Linked DNA regions of Homo sapiens: region 2 is linked to region 1. A link is a loop called in an ENCODE intact Hi-C map of the cell type or tissue named here. Cell type or tissue: tibial artery. All regions are shown on one strand. Each heading gives the region's core, and the rest is flanking DNA. Links, peaks and the distances in the headings are about the cores only. Region 1 overlaps KCNIP4 (potassium voltage-gated channel interacting protein 4). Region 2 overlaps KCNIP4 (potassium voltage-gated channel interacting protein 4).

The links. Peaks named below come from ENCODE experiments on the same cell type or tissue, not always from the same donor. Only the 100,000 strongest peaks of a DNase experiment are listed, where the experiment ranks them.
Region 2: it touches region 1 in a loop (13-fold over the local background); 1 of 110 quality-filtered maps calls a loop at or near these places.

The regions. Positions count from the first base shown.
Region 1 is chr4:21,627,635-21,633,024 of GRCh38, forward strand. All of the region lies in intron 1 of KCNIP4 (potassium voltage-gated channel interacting protein 4), which reads right to left. Among named protein-coding and RNA genes, the nearest start is that of MIR7978, 170 kb to the left of the region's middle. In tibial artery, for the core only: no CTCF peak of the experiment used is centred there; no DNase peak of the experiment used is centred there.
Region 2 is chr4:21,565,822-21,571,211 of GRCh38, forward strand. The region is part of intron 1 of KCNIP4 (potassium voltage-gated channel interacting protein 4); the gene reads right to left. Among named protein-coding and RNA genes, the nearest start is that of MIR7978, 100 kb to the left of the region's middle. In tibial artery, for the core only: no CTCF peak of the experiment used is centred there; a DNase peak (open chromatin) is centred at 2,880.

The sequences.
Region 1 (5,390 bases), core at 338-5,337:
TCTCAAGAAATTTTCCATGAAGAACTTGCCAAAACATAATATAAAAAGAATTGTGGTTTCTGAAATTTACTTAAGGCCTCCTGGATGTTGATCTTTTCACACTGAAGCTGATTTAATTTTGCCCCTGAGCTTGTAAGCACCAGATAATTTGCTTGCTTGGATTGTCACTGAGTCTAATAAGTGTCGGTCATTAATAAAACTTTTTCAGAACATGAGAATGATGTAGGAATGGTGCGGTTATATTATGAAAGTTGAGTGTAAATGATTCTTGGGAGGAAAAGATTTCCAAATTATGCAACGAATGGAATTTACTCAACTTTTAAAGATCCAAAGGGAGGTAATATGTATGCAGTAATGCTTGTTTAACAGACCTGGGCTGAGCTTTTCTACCCAAAATAGATATATTTTACATAATAATGCTATATATTGGTTTATTATAAGTTACATGAGCCTGGATTCCTCTGTAAGTATTGCTTACTTTACCTCATTTCAAATTCATTATAGAATTCATGGTTCTTTTGTGCTTTTTTAGAAAAAGATATTTCCCCAATGGATATTTTACTTCCTTTCAACCTGCTTCTTTACCTCCTCCAAAATTCTAAATTCTGACTATTAAACATGATTTAATGAGCTGAGAGTAGGTATGTTCCTTCACTGTGATTACCCAATACCCCATGCATACCTCAATCCTGCCGAGTTGCAATCTTCATTTTGCCTGACTATATCTCTTGTGCTAAACTACTGGCTCTTCAGAAGCAAGGCCGGCTGTTATCCTCAAGGTGTGTAAGTCCTAGCACATGCTGGTACTTGACATATGCTTGATATACAAATTAAAAATGAGCCGTGATGATCCCAGGCACTCAATACTAGTGGCAGTACAGTAAAGTGGCTGAGAGCAAGACGGTCTCTGCAGATCCTTGGCTTAAATTCCCATTGAAAACATTTCATTTCATTTAGAGAAATGTCACTTTGAAAAGTTCTGGCATTTTATGTCCTTTTTAATGCTAACCACAGTTATATTTATCTTTTTTACTATTATTCAATGTGATCCTATGTTGTCTGTACTTTTAACGGCACTAGAAAAAAAACAAGTATCTCCCTACCAATAATAATGAGTCACACAAGTGAAACATATTTAGGTAAATAGAAATTTTGCTATATTTAACCAATCACTATTGAACTTAATACCATAATAAATTATACCCATTTACATTTGATTAGCACTTGCAAGTTTATACACCTTTCCCATAAATTATCTTATTTAAAATGGCACATTAGCTTTTTAATTATATAAGAATTTCACAAATATGTGGTTTTGTGGAAAATCTGAAGTACAAAAGTATATACATTTAAAGGTAGAGTTCTCATTAACCTGAGATAATAAAATTGCATTTTCTCCACACCCCTCCAAGGTGTTGGGTGGGTCACAGGTCAGAAAACTTAGCAAGCCACGAGAGGTAGGCTGACAGATGGTTGGGACTTAGCAGGAGGGTTTGCAAAGCAGTGCAAAGCAATGCAAAAGAAAAGGTTTGCAAAGCAGTGCAAAAGAAAAGCTTGGGCCTGAAATAGAAAATCTATTTTAAAAGAAGACATATTGTGTCAATAGTTATCACAATGATACTTGAGAGTTTAAGCACCCCAAAAGAATAATAAATCAATGATCAGCTTCATCAGATGTAACTGATTGTATTGCATCACTGAAGCTAATGTACAAGAAAATTATCTGGGGGAATTAGCTTGCCTAGTTTCATGGCTCCTTAAGGAAGCAATAATACTAACTACTCTCAAAGCAACAAGAAGGCTGTCAGCTGTAGGCGCTTTCATGTGAAATGCCCCTATTTGATGCCCTGTTAGAGTCCAATTCACTGCTAGTGTTCTTAGACTAAATAAAGAACAGTAGCTGAAGGATTTGCTATCATATCATAATGTGTGAAAAATGCTACAGTGTCCCTTTATGAGATATTAAAACTGTATGTAAATAGAAATAAAACTGCATGATGTCACCATCACGAAGCTAAGTTTTAAAAAATGTTCTTCAAATTCAGAAACAACCTGATACCTATAGGGAATTTAGATTCTTTTTGACTAGAAACATCAAGAGAACAACATACCTGTTTAGTTCGGCACAGTGTACGCTCTATTCTTGGGCGATTTCTACATGAAAATTAGTAATGTCTTGATGTCAGAAAACCATATTTCCTTTTCTTTTTCTTTCTTTTTTTTTTTTTTTTTTTGAGACAGGGTCTTGCTCTGTCATCCAGGCTGGAGTGCAGTGGTGCAATCATGGCTCACTGTAGGCTTAACCTCCTGGTCTCAAATGATCCTCCCACCTAATCCTCTCTACTAGCTGAGACCATAGGCATGGACCACCACAGCTGGCTAATTTTTTTTTTTTTTTTTTTGACTTTTTGTAGAGACGAGGTCTAGCTATGTTTCCCAGGCTGTTCTCAAACTCCTGGGCTCAAGTGATCCTTCCACCTTGGCCTCCCAAAATACTGGGATTACAGGTGTGAGCCACCATACCCGGCCAACATATTTACTTTAAAAAAGCCTTCAGCGCGGTGGCTCATGCCTGTAATCCCAGCACTTTGGGAGGCCAAGGTGGGTGGATCACGAGGTCAAGAGATTGAGACCATCCTGCCCAACATGGTAAAACCCCATCTCTACTAAAAATACAAAAATTAGCTGGGCCTGGTGGCACATGCCTGTCATCCTAGCTACTGTGGAGGCAGAAGAATCGCTTGGACCTGGAAGGTGGAGGTTGCAGTGAGCTGAGATCCTGCCACTGAACTCCAGCCTGGCAACAGAGGGAGATTCCATCAAAAAAAAAAAAAAGAAAAATCCTTCAGAATCCCATTTTCTTCTCTATCATCACCATACTCATGTTCATATTATCTAAGTCTTCATAAATTATATTGATTACTTACTCTGCTTTTTTCTCTTTCCCCGGACCCTGCTGGTTTAGTTTCCAGCATCAAGTGTTAGGCTTATTGCCATCAATTCCTTAGTGCTTTTCTCAAACCTCTCTTCGCTGCAGATACGATGATTGAAAACAAACACACTAACAGATATGGCCATGAAACTTTCCTGTTTAAAATCCTTCAATGATGCCCTCTTCATCCAATGAACAGTTGTTTCCTTAATAGCCTCTAGACGCCCGCAAGAAAGAGCCCAAACTCCTTTGCATAGCATGAAAGATGTTTCTGTTTTTTGCCTAATGTATTGAGTAACATGTTTTGCTACTCTCCTCACACCTACTTTTCAGAAATAACAAATCCCATGTTGTGTCTTGAACACCATATGGTACTTCCCATTCCCATTTACTTTCACACGCCCCTTGCACCTTCCGAAATGTCATCGCTCTCTAGTTCACCTGGCTACTTTCTACATAGTGTTATTCTGTGACGCTTCCTCACTATATTCGGTAAGGAAAATGTACTACCTCTGTATCTTATTATTGCTTCTCTTGTTGCTCACAAGTTATATATGAATTTGTTACATGTTTATTTCTCCTATCAACACATGAGATTCTTGAAGGCATGAACTTTGTCATATTTATCTTCCTATCTCCAAAACCTACTATAAAACATGCTTCATAATAAACACTCAATGAGTATATGTGGTTTGAATGAATGTACTTAAGAGAAAAAAAGATAGTAATATAAGCCATGCTTTTATTTTAATTAATGACATTTTCTAGTTTTCCATTTATTCAAATAGTAAAATTTTACTAAAAATGGTAGTTATGTAAACATTAGCTAAAGATGACCTATTGGACAGGCAATTTGCAAATAAATTATTTTCTTCTTAGATATGAGGTAAATCAATAGTAACTTAGCAATGAAGATATAAACTTAGACATTATACCTATATTCCAGTTGGAAAGGTGGATGGAGTTAATGCTATAAACACTTCAAAAAATGTATTTCTATCCTCCTAATATGGACATCTCTAATAGTTTCTGCAACTCCACGGTATAAAAACCCTCTGCTATGTCCTCTCAAAACACCTCCTCAATCTGGGTCAGGCCTGCCTTTCCTCAATTCAATTCTATCTTTATGTGCCCATATTCTGGACCAATTGTGCTCAATGGCATCTATGCTTTATTTAGAATAAGACCCTCCAAAGTTTCTAACTCTTGAGTCTTTAGTCTACCAATCTGTTCATCTTAAGTGAAAATTGATTTTCCTCTGACTCCATTTTCCTTGAGGGTTATGAAATAAAATGAGATTTGGTGTTCCATCATTTATACATTACCCACCATCTATTCATTCAACAAATATTTGGGTGCCACATTCAAGCCACTATTCCATCACCCTTGCTCTAACTTCCCATCCATTAAGAATTATGCCATCTTTTATCAGGCTTTCTACATCTTTGTGCTATCACAAGGAAACTCCCTCAGCTTTTAATTATTTGAGGACATGTACAATTTTACCTTTTTTTCCTTTTTTATATCCCTGGTTGCTTATGTCAACTTTCACAGTGATGATCTTCTAACATAATAGATTCCATGCTTTTTGATGTTCAGCATTATTGTTACACTTTAGTTTTCTACCACCCTACACTTTCGACTTCAAAAATAGTCTTTTGTCAGAGACAGAGTTTCGCTCTTGTTGCCCAGGCTGGAGTGCAATGGTGTGATCTCAGCTCACTGCAACCTCTGCCTCCCGGGTTCAAGGGATCCTCCTTCCTCAGCCTCCTGAGTACCTGAGATTACAGGTGCGAGCCACCATGCCTGGCTAATTTTTGTATTTTTCACTTGTTTTTTTTGTTTTGGGGGTTTCACCATGTTGCCCAGGCTGTTCTCGAACTCCTGACCCCAAGTGATCCACCCGGCTTGGCCTCACAAATTGCTGGGATTACAGGCATGGGCCATTGTGGCTGGCCAACTTCCATCTTTATAATAACCTCCTCTTTGCCTTTCATGCAATTGCTCTTATTGAAAGTAAATAGAATCCTTTCAATAAATATCTGTCCCAGGGTTTATAATGAGTCACACTTCAGTGCAAGACATACAAAGTAGAACCATGTAGGAACTCTATTCCAATGGAAGTAATAGGAGCTACAAACTTATGAGGGAAGCAGATAAGAAAATTCACCATTACATTAGACTCATATAGGTGCCACAAGAAGGGTATCTGGAGCAGGAGATGGAGGTCCAGCGTAAAGTAATGTCAGCTAAATATTTTGGGAACACTCTTCAAGAATTTCCAACTCAAATGCTTCCATGAAAGCATTAAAAACTATTCCATCCCTCTGGATGCCCCAAAAGAGTTTGCATAATTGTACATAACACAAAAATAATCTTATACTGAGGTTATATTTATGACAAGTTTTGTATCTATTTCTAAACGGTACGTTCTTCCAGCAGACTGATTTAACACTCT
Region 2 (5,390 bases), core at 209-5,208, 62 kb before region 1:
AAATATAAAATGGGATTAGACCATGGGGAAAACTGGTGACTGATTCTGCCAGACCAAATCAAAGAAAGCTTTAAAGAGAAGTGATGTTTCAAGCAGCTCTGGATATCCAAGTAGAATTTATCTGCCAGATAGCACAAAAAAAGAAGGATGCTCTAAGTAGAAACAATAGTATCTGATAAGCAGGGAAGCATGAGCAAGCAAAGAACTGTAGGGAAACTAATGGGAGACAGGAATTGTTGGAGCAACAGTCACATACAGGAACAGGTAAAGAAACACAGTCAATGTCACTGAGAACTGGATTGTGAGATCCCTCTGATTCCACAATCAAGAGACAGGGCGGAGCCGAAAGTATTTTTAATTTAATGTTGGCAATAGTGTGAAGAATGAGTTGGTCTGGGATGAGACAGGTGGCAAGAGGCCAGTCAGGACACCAGTGTCACAGTCTCTAGACAACAGGTGAATAGACCTATTGATATGGTTTGGATTTGTATCCCTACCCAAATCTCATGTCAAATTGTAATTCCCAGTGTTGGAAGAGGGGCCTATTGGGAAGTGATTAGATCATGGGAGTGGGCTTCCCCCTTGCTATTCTTGTGCGGTGAGTGAGTTCTCAGGAGATCTGGTTGTTTAAAAGTTTATAGCACCTCCCCCTTCGCTCTCTTCCTCCTGCTCCACCCATGTAAGACATGTCTGCTTCCCCATTCGCCATCCACCATGATTGTAAGTTTCCTGAGTCCTCCCCAGCCAAGCTTCCTGTACAGTTTATGGAACTGTCAGCCAATTAAACCTTCTTTCTTTATAAATTACCCAGTATCAGATAGTTCTTCATATCAATGTGAGAACAGACTAATACACTTATACAAGGCAGTAGAGGTAGAAAGGAAGAGACAATACTTAGAGACATTTGGGAGTAAGAAGACTTAGAGCTTCCATTTCAGGTGGATTGAGAGATTTACTCCTGATGAGAGGTCAAAGGATTCCTATTGAACCAGACATCAGTTGCTGGGGAACAGTCATATGTGACTGCAACATCAAGGAACCCACAAATGCAGCCTCGCACACATACAGGACATAAAGCCAAACTGCAAAAGGTAACACATCAAAATACCTCTATATTGTGTAATGCCAGATTTGTGTAAATCAGAAAAGAACTGCCAGGCTCACCAACAACCTCATTTATATTACGGTAACTATCAATACCGAAAACTGTTATTTCCTATTATATTTTTAAAAAGTCAAATTAATAAACTTCAATTATGAACAACCAGCATTTATTAATTATCTCCTATAATCACTATGACAAAGATAGTTAATTCCCTGCCCGGTATATATGCTTGCTTCTACTTTAAGAACAAATCCACAATTTTATTAAGATTAGCAAGTACCCAATTTAATAAATATATATGTGTAGATCTATATATTATATAGATATGTGTACATTTGTGTATATATACACATACCTATATTTTTTCCTTCTCTCATGAAGCTAGGGGTGGCCAATGAGATATGAATGGAAGCCACTGGCTGATGTATCTGAGGACCTCTTTATAGGGGTCTAGACTTATATGGAAGGGGGCCCATTGTCCTCCCTGCCACCCCCTCTTTCTTGCTTCTTGGATGAATTTGTAAAGGCCAGAACTCATGAATAGACACAAGCACCAATCTTAGTAGAATAAAACAAAACAAAACAAAAAACCTTAGTATACATAATAAAAATTTAACACTAAGTTGTATCAGCTAACACTATTTGGATTTTCTGATGTGTACAATGCAACCTAATTAACATGTCATATAGCCAGCATCATGCTTAGAGCCAGGGAAAGCAAAGATAACTAAAATACATAAACCATCTGAAATACCACAGGATAGGGAATATAACTTTAAAAACAATACCTTTCCATTCCCCACCCAAATAGTCTAATATAAACTGAAAACTGGATGAGGATGGAAGTTACTTTGTAGTCACGACAATATTGAGTATCCTGAGGAATCAGTTCTCTATCAAGTAGCGTGAGTGATAACTCATACCTCATCTCAAAGCTTAACATTTTTCTAGGTACCAGTGGGGCAGAAACACATGATTCCTAGTCCCAAACAGTTCACAACGCAGAAGGGGAGCCAGAACAGTACTTGATAATAAGTAGCATATATTTATGGCCATAGTCAGCGCTGCTATGTAGTTTTTAATTCAACAAATATTCCCCATGATAACTTGCCCTGAGGGAGAGAGTCATGAGTGTGCAACAATATTGCCCTGTTTTCAAAACTAGGTTTTGAGGGGGAGGATAAATAGAATTCAAATCGTATTATAATATGGTAGACTTGTGTGAACTTAATAAGTGACAATCCTGGTGGACCCCAAATTCATGTGTTGAGTTTCTAATCCCTACCACCTCAGAATGTCACCTTATTTGAAAATAAGATCATTGCAAAAGCAATTTCTAGTTATGATGAGGTCATAGTGGAGTAAAGTGGGCCCCTAAACCAATATGACTGATGTCCTTATGAAAAGGAGATATTTGGACATAGACATATACACAGGGACAAGGCTGTGTGAACCTGATGGTTGATATTGAGTGTCAACTTGATTGAATTGAAGGATGCACAGTATTGTTCCTGTGTGTATCTGTAAGGGTGTTGCCAGAGGAGATTCACATTTGAGTCAGTGGGCTGGGAGATGCAGACCCACCCTCAATCTGGGTGGGCACCATCTAATCAGCTGCCAGCATAAAAGCAGGCATGGAAAGAGCAGACTTGCTGAGTCTTCCAGCCACCATCTTTCTCCTGTGCTGGATGCTTCCTAAGTTCAAACATCAGACTCTAAGTTCTTCAGCTGTTGGACTCTTGGACTTACCCCAGTGCTTTGCCAGGGGCTCTCTGTGGCCTTTGGCCACAGACTGAAGACTGCACTATGGGCTTCCCAACTTTTGAGTTGTTGGGATTCGGACTGGCTTCCTGGCTCCTCAGCTTGCAGACAGCCTTTTGTGGCACTTCACCTTGTGACTGTGTGAGTCAATTCTAATAAAATCCTCTTCATATATTCATCTATCCTGTTAGTTGTGTCCCTTTAGAGAACACTGACTAATACAGTGAAGATGAAGGAAAAACTCTGGGTAATGCTTCTTCTTCATGGCAAGGAATGTCAAAAATGGTCAATAAACCACCAGATACTAGGGAAGAGGCATGGGTAAGATCACTCTCACCGCATTCAGAGCGAATCAACCCTGCTGATGCCTTGATCTCAGATTTTGAGCCTCCAAACCTGTGAGACAATATATTCCTATTGTTTAAGCCACCCACTCAATTAGCAATACTTTGTTCAGGCTGCTCTAACAAACTAAGACAAGCTTTAATGGAGTCTACAAGTTTGTTGAGACATGTTTAAGTCCCATGCACTAGGACACTGATATTCTAAAAAAAAAAAAAAAAAAAAAAAAAAAAAAAGCTTGATTGACAAGTAAACCCAGATTTTGTTGAATATTTCAACATAATAACACTTGAAAGAAAATAATAGAAAAACTTTGCTTCTTGAGGAGGAAACAGCCCTGTTCTAAAACTGCTTACCATGAGTGCTAGTGAAAGAATTATAAAGAAAGTACAGAACTTTAGTAATTTGATAGTAGAATATTATGAATTTGAGGATTCATGACATTCTTGGGATACATTTTAGAAAAACTGAGAAAGGGCTTCCTCACATAGCAAAGGAGGTAAAATTCAAAAATGATATAAAAATAAGCACTATGAGAGGATAAAAGAGAAAAAGAATACATTGTGGGATCAGAAAAGGAGGTGGCATTTGAGAAGAAACTTGAAGGATGTTCTATTAATCAGAGTCTGGTGTTTTAGACAAAGTCTATTTAATACTGACCATTGGTTACTCGGGTGATTAAAGACTGAAGCTTCTGGGGATGTTGATGTAACCCAGAGCTCAACAGCTTTAGGAAGTTGCTACCATTCTTCAGGCCAGCAGGGGAGAAAAAAAGAAAGAATGAACGAATCTGAAAGGAGAAGCTCCCTGCAGTTGGTAGTTGGACCTCTTAGGGAAAAAAAGCCATTGTTTCACACATACTAGACCACTGAGGGGGCCTGGCTGTTTTTTTACACATCTCAGAGGGGCTCTGCTGTGTGTTGGGAGAATGGGGGTGGGCTATGTGGTACTCCCCCCACTCAGGTAAAGTGACATCAGGGCTAGAAGTGTCAAGGAAGTTGGAGGCTGAAGCCATCGTTGTCTGCCTCAAATGGAGAGGGAGACCCAACCTGGAAGTCAGAAAAGAATCCTTCTTCCAACTTCCACCTCCTGTCCACATTTCCTACTGGCAAAATCTACCCAGAGATGGCTGAAAATGGGAGTCTGGAAAATGTAATTTTTGGAACCTTAATCCTAACTTCTCAGAAAAGAGTAGGTGGTGGATAGCGGTAGGACTTGGAACTAATAGCCAACAGGTAAAAGAGGCAGAGATGTAGAGGTTTTAATGTAAAGAAACAGGGTGAAAAGGAGGTATTTCCCGTTTCCTGAAGGCCCTGAGCATTGGTAAAGAGTCTGGAATGGAAAAGGACAGTTTGGTCAATAATGGTGATTCCCTGATGTAGGTCAGAAATGGGTCTAGGTGATAGAAATGTTAACGTGAACAAAATATACAATAGCTGTTTGTAGACTATTTAATTTAACCTTAGCATCAAGCATGTAATATAGGAAGAAGTAGAAAATAAGTCTAAAAAGGGAGGACAGGAGCCTAGAACTGCATTCTGGATAACTTGTGGCATCCATATGGGAGAAGGATATATAACTCAATAAATCATGTTTAATATCAGTGGCTTTTGAAAATGAGTCTGAAGCATGTCAATGGATTAGGAACATTAATTCAGAGGGTTTATAGAATAGATTCACTTTTCCTAATAGTCAAAGTTATTATTTTATCATTTTCATCATTATCATTGTCATCATTATCATAATTACAATGTTTATCCAGTACTCAATATATAGCAGAAATTGAGCACTTTCCTATATCACATCGAACCCTCCAAACAACACTATACAGCAGCTGTTATTTTCCCTATTTTATATGGGAAGTAACTGAAGATCAAATAGAGTACATCTTTTGGTCAAAGTCATATTGGTTCGACGTGGTTGAACCTGGATTCAAACTCAAGTCTGACCCTAGATTTCTTTCTCTTAAGCATTACATGCTTCTCCGTTTGAGAAAAGGACATCTAGACTCACATCTCCTTTCAAAATATTGTCATCCATGAGGTCACCTCAAGACTCAAGTGCCACCTGGCAGCTTGAGCCATTTCTCTAAGTTCTTCGTTCAGTTCATTTATAATCCCCTCTGAGTGTTACTTCTCCGCCTTCTCACTTCTTTAGGTTTGTCACAGTCCTCTGAGATGAC